Regions from separate parts of the Mus musculus genome. Here region 2 is linked to region 1. The links are chromatin contacts, found by Hi-C or POLR2A ChIA-PET in ENCODE. All regions are on one chromosome and are shown on one strand. The core of a region is the stretch at or near the end of the contact, and the rest is flanking DNA. Distances in the headings are between cores, read along the strand shown.

Evidence for each region. A loop is a pair of places that touch in the nucleus more often than their neighbours do. ChIA-PET counts read pairs that join two places held with the same protein, here RNA polymerase II (POLR2A).
Region 2: a loop to region 1 is called in a map of left cerebral cortex, with 4 times the contacts of the local background. The contact joins the promoter of A930018O16Rik here to the enhancer-like site in region 1. A Hi-C loop is called at or near these places in 2 of 37 maps with a recorded cell type or tissue (adrenal gland and left cerebral cortex). POLR2A ChIA-PET finds 5 or more read pairs at or near these places in 1 of 5 experiments (embryonic stem cell).

Annotation. Positions count from the first base shown.
Region 1 is chr13:69,480,634-69,483,333 of GRCm38, reverse strand. No RefSeq gene overlaps it. Among named protein-coding and RNA genes, the nearest start is that of Tent4a, 52 kb to the left of the region's middle. Within about 2 kb of position 1,359, at least 3 of the 3 ENCODE cell types and tissues checked have a DNase peak (open chromatin) inside an H3K27ac peak, as active enhancers do; they include left cerebral cortex, where a contact is called at or near this core.
Region 2 is chr13:69,533,014-69,535,713 of GRCm38, reverse strand. It overlaps A930018O16Rik, which reads right to left and starts at 1,399. Exons shown (of 1, transcript XM_011244606.3): 1 at 263-1,399. The coding sequence starts at 1,399. The coding sequence ends at 518. Tent4a (terminal nucleotidyltransferase 4A) reads left to right here and starts at 1,850. Exons shown (of 13, transcript NM_198600.2): 1 at 1,850-2,226.

The sequences.
Region 1 (2,700 bases), core at 110-2,609:
TCTTCTTGAAACCCTTTAATTGGAGTGGCGGTCCTTCTGCAACCCTGAACTTATTTCTAATGATGACAAGGGACATTTTTTTATTCAGGTCACTTTGCAGCCTCTCACCATGAAGATATCTGTGTTTCCCATGGTCAGCCTGTGAGGACAGTGGATTTGTAAGAGAACAGGTGTCTACCAGAATGGCAGCGCATGACATGCACCTTAGATGGATTTGTTCTGGAATTCTCCCTTGATAATACTCTTCAATCCTTTATGCCTGTCTTATGGACAAGAATATCAAAGTATTAAGACTCATTAAAGTGCTGACTCACGCTACGGAGTGACATCTGTGTGGCAGATGATGTTCTGGAGGGCAGACGCCATGGCTCAGCAGCTGGGGACATTTGCTGCCAGGTCACATGATTTGAGTTGATGCCCAGGCGCCGACATAAAGGCGAGAACAGATTCCATGGAGCTCTCCTTTGACAGCTACATGGTTATCTTGTCATGAATGTCCAAGCTTACACACTTATAAACCCAGGGACCTCTCCCTTCTAAACTGACACCTCTTCCCACTACTTCGACACCTCCTCCCCTTAAAAATCCTTAAATGTAAGGAATTTCCGTTGTTCTACGTGCCCGTTAAATTTCCTATCCCAGCATCTCACCCGTGCATGAACTGTGGGCTTTAATTAATAAAAGGATCTCCACCTGAAATCTTCCTTAGCACCCGCACTTGATTTTTATTACTAAGAAAGAAAGAAAGAAAGAAAGAAAGAAAGAAAGAAAGAAAGAAAGAAAGAAAGAAAGAGAAAAAAAGAAAAAGAAAAGAAAAGAGGTGGCTGAAGATGGTGATGGCCACGCACCATTGCAGGAATAGGAATGGCTTGCGAGAGTGAGAATGGCCCAGATCCGCCTATAATGATTTTCGTCTGAGATGAATATTTAGTTGCGCTCGCAGCCTCGGAATGCTGGGAGTTTTTCACAGCACTTGGGAGGGAGCCAGAGCGCGCCTCTGCTGACAGACCTGAGAGCCTCTCTAAATTTATCCTGTTTCCTGCTGTGCTAGATCCAATTTGACTTTGAACTTTAAGAAAAAACGGTTCCGTGGGTTACATAACTGGCGGATGTGAGCCCAGAGGAGGTGACTGGAGCTTGGAAAAAGAAGGAAAAGGGTTTCTCTTGCTCCAAGGCAGGTGGTGCTGGCGACTGCGAGGCAGGGTGGAGGAGTGGGTGGCGGCCCCCCTCCCCCGCCCCCTTCCCGGCTTCCCTCTGAGTCAGGGCTTCTTTTCCTGTCTGCTCTGCACCCATTGCTTCATGGCTCTGCAGGGGCCTCGCAGATTAATCTGGGACAAATTTAAGATGTGAGCACTTTAAGGCTTTGCTGCAGTCTTCTCTCCATCTTGGCTGCTCGTTGGGCTCACCTGGGAGCTCCTGAGAATGAAGATGCGATTCGGGATCCCGTTACAGCGATTCGGATTTAATGAGGCTGGGGTGGGGCCTGGTGAGAAACAGGTTTCAAAGCTCTCTCTTGGCAGTTCTGATTTATGACGAGGTCTGTGCTCAGTTGATTGAAGGTGTTGCTTTCACAGACAACTCTTTTCATGAGGAAGAGAAACCCCACACGCCTTCCTTCTGACTCTAAATCCGGAGGCGCGAGTTCTCAGCACCTTCAAGAAACGTAGGTGCAATGCATCATGGTTTTAGGTGTCCTTTTGCCTTGAGCCACTGACTGGTGTTTCTAACACTGTTTAAAGCCACAAACACTTCCAAAATGACCCTTTAGCTTTGCGCTGTGTTGGAACCCAAACAGGATTGCTTCAGAGGGGTTTCTGAATCCCTAATAAAGTCATCTATCTGCGTTTCTTATTTGCCTTTTTGTTGAGTGTGTTATCCGGGAAAACTCGTTTGGCTTACTAATCAATCTCATTAGTAAAAGAATTAGAGACTTGGAAGGAAGCGCAGGAACAATTTTCTTAGAGTTTGAGAGCAGCAATAGTGGTCAGCAAGCAGCTGCAGCAAGCTACTGGGAACAGCAGGGCAGAGAAGAAGCTGTGTATAAATAGCCACAGGGTGGATGCCATAGTAGCTCAGCTGTTACAATGTCGCGGCATAGCGGCCTCAAGTGAACCGCTCAGGGCAGAATGCCATTTTGTTGGCTGTGTCTGTGAGGCATTTTCTTAATTGCTAATTGATGTCGGAGCCACTGTGGGTGGTACCACCCTGGGGCAGGTGATCCTGGGCTCTCCAAGCGGGATAGGTGAACGTGAACCTGGGGACAAGCCAGAGAACAGTATTCTTCTGTGGTGTCTTTTTCAAGCTTCTGGCCCGAGGTCTTGCTTTTGATTTCCTGTGTGATGGACTGTAACTTGTCAGCTAAGATAACCCCCTTTCTCACTAAGTTGTCACTGGTCACAGCAACTACAACAAAGGAGGAGCAGCCGTGTGGTGGCCAGTGTCAGAGGTATAGTTGGGGAGGGTGGAGGCGCCTGAGTAAAAGCACGGGAGCTGAGTAAAAGCACGGGAAAGGACGCTCAAGCTTTGGCCAGTGTCTGAAAGAATAAACAGGAAGAAGGAGAAAGAGAGCTTACAGGTTTCTGAGTAACTCAGACAAGTGTTAGATTCCGTTGCTACAGGTAGAAGTTCTCCTGGGACATCTGAAACTTTTCATTACTTTAAACCACTTTCTTATCTATTTAATGTTTACATGCTTTAAAC
Region 2 (2,700 bases), core at 150-2,649, 52 kb before region 1:
GAGACAATTTAAAAACAGACCAAAGACGGAGGTGACCAATGAGAAGAGAGGCAAGAATTTGTCTTTGGACAGTAGCAGAGCCAAGAGGAACGAGGGACGGAGGAGGGCAAAGACTTTTGCGCTTTTGCCCAGATCCATTAAAAATTGAGTTCAAACAAGAACTGTTTTTCTTTCCCGTAGTATTTAACACAACACACTCTGGGACAGGGCTTCAGGGCTTGCGTGTACTGTTTGCAATCGTCCTGCCTTGGCCTCCCAAACGCTGGAATTACAGGCACTCGTGACCACACACAAAGCATAGGCTCTGCTCATTGGCTGTGATCTCCACATACACCGGTGGTCAGAAAACGCCAGAGATAAAACATTCATTCGCATTAACGCTACTGACTGAAGGCAGTAAGCACGCTACCTGGCCCTTACTTCCACCTTGGTACAGTGTGAGAAGGGCCAAGTACTTGGTAAGGTTTGCTCCACGGTGGTACAGACCACGAGGGAAGCAGTTCTCTTATGCTCAAAATTAGCGGAGCCCGGATGCAGAGGCCCAAGGACGGCAGAGGCAGAGCGGGCACCCGCTGGGCTGGACCCGCACACCAAACGCACAGGACACCAGAGCTGCTTCCGGCTTCACGGGCCGTGGCGCCCGCACGCGGCGCATGCCAGAGCAGGCGCGTTTGGTGGAGCGCGTTGCGAGCGACGGGCCACGCGTGGCCGGCTCTGCCCAGTCACTCCACCGTACAGAGCACGCGAGGAGAAGGCGGGAGGGCGGGGGCTCGACCCGGTGCAGTCGCAGCGGTTTCGTTTTCCCAGGCGGTCCGCGACCGCAGCACACCAGCCGGCGCGGAAACTTCCACCCGGCACGCTGGCGTGTCTGCGCACGCGCAGCGCGGCCCACACAGCCCAGCGCCGACCCGCACCCGCCCCTCCGGCCCCGCCCTGTCTGTCTGGTCTGCATGCGCCCGCGCCACTGTCTCTCCGCCGCCGCCCGGAGCGCGCAGTGCGCAAGCGCGGTAACCAAGGCGGCGCTGTCTAGTGAGGATTTGAAATCCCCGCGCGTGCGCACTGCGCCGCGGCCCGCGAGGGAGGCCGCGCCCCCGCGCCGCCGCCCCCGCGCCGCCTCCCCGCCCCTCATTGGAGCTGAGGCGGCGGCCCCCATCCCTCTCCGTTCCCGGCCGCCGCCGAGGGCGTCTTTCCGCCGCCGCGCCGCAGGAGCGCCGTGACTGACTGACGGCCCGACGCTCTGGGCCCGCCCCCTCGGCCGGTCACCGCCCCTTCGATGGCCTCTCCCTGCCGCCCGCACGCTACGCCGCCGCCGCCGCGGCCCCCTCGCCCTCCCCGCGCCGCCTGAGCCACCGGGACCGCAGCTGCGCCGCGCGCCCCACCGAGCGCCGCCCGCGCCCATCCGCGCGCACCGGAGCGCGGCCCAGGCCCGTCCGTCCGTCCGTCCGCGCGGCCGGCCCGGGGCGCGGCGGGGCGGGGCGCGGCGGGGGCGGGGCGCGGCGGGCGACGCGGGCCCCGCGGGGGCGGCGCGTGGATGGATCCGCGCGTGGCCTGGATCCAGCCGGAGCAGAAGGGGCCGGCCAATGCCCTGTGGATGCAGATCTGGGAGACCTCGCAGGGCGTGGGCCGTGGCGGCTCCGGCTTCGCGTCCTACTTCTGCCTCAACTCGCCGGCGCTGGACACGGCGGCCGCGCCCGGGGCGGCGGGGCGCGCAGCACCAGCAGCAGGAGGCCCGGGGCCGGCGCCCGCCGCCTCGTCCCCGCCGCCGGCGCCCGGCCCCGCCGCGCTGCCCCCGGCGCTGCTTACCGCGCTAGGGCCCGCGGCGGACAGCGCAAGACGCTTGCACAAGTCCCCGTCGCTGTCGTCGTCGTCGTCCTCGTCGTCGTCCAACGCCGAGTCGGGCACCGAGAGTCCCGGCTGCTCGTCGTCGTCCTCCAGCAGCACCTCGCTCGGCCGCGCCGGCAGCGGCCGCACCTTCTTCAGCTTCGCCGACGGTGCTGCCCACGCACACCCGGGCCCACGCGGCTCCACGCCCGCCGGCTCGCCGCCGCAGCACCAGTTCCACCCGGGTCGGCGGAAACGCGAGAACAAGGCCAGCACGTATGGCCTCAACTACCTGCTGTCGGGCAGCCGCGCGGCCACGCTGAGCGGAGGGGGCGGCCCCGGGGCCCAGGCGGCGCGGCCCGGCACGCCGTGGAAGAGCCGCGCGTACAGCCCGGGCATCCAGGGGTGAGTGCGCCCGAGCCGCGGGGCTGCCAGCGGCGCGGGCACTTTAAAAACTCCGTTGGATCGAGATCCACCAGGCAGGGGGGATTGACAGTTCGGGATGGAGGCCTAGGGCTAGACTAGAAAGTGGTTCCTTTCTTTCCTCTGCTCCAGGGCAGGGAAGCAAGGGCTGGCTGTCAGAGTGGGAAGCGTTTACGCGTGTTCTTTCCTGTAGGCTAAATCCTGTATCTTAGTGTAGTGAGGTTGAATGTAAAAAATTTTTGTTCCCTTTTTTTGAGACAGTAGGTTTTTGGTATTGGTGCAGTTTAGCCATCAAGTGAGGTTTAGAAGTGGAGTCTTGTGTGTGTTGAGGTTACCTCGTACGTTTTAATTTTGGGCAGACGTTCACAGAAAGACCGTCACCTGGGGTTTCTGAAAACCACCTAATAGTACTCAGGTTTTTTTCCTGTGAACTCACAGGAAGGTGTTTTCATTTAA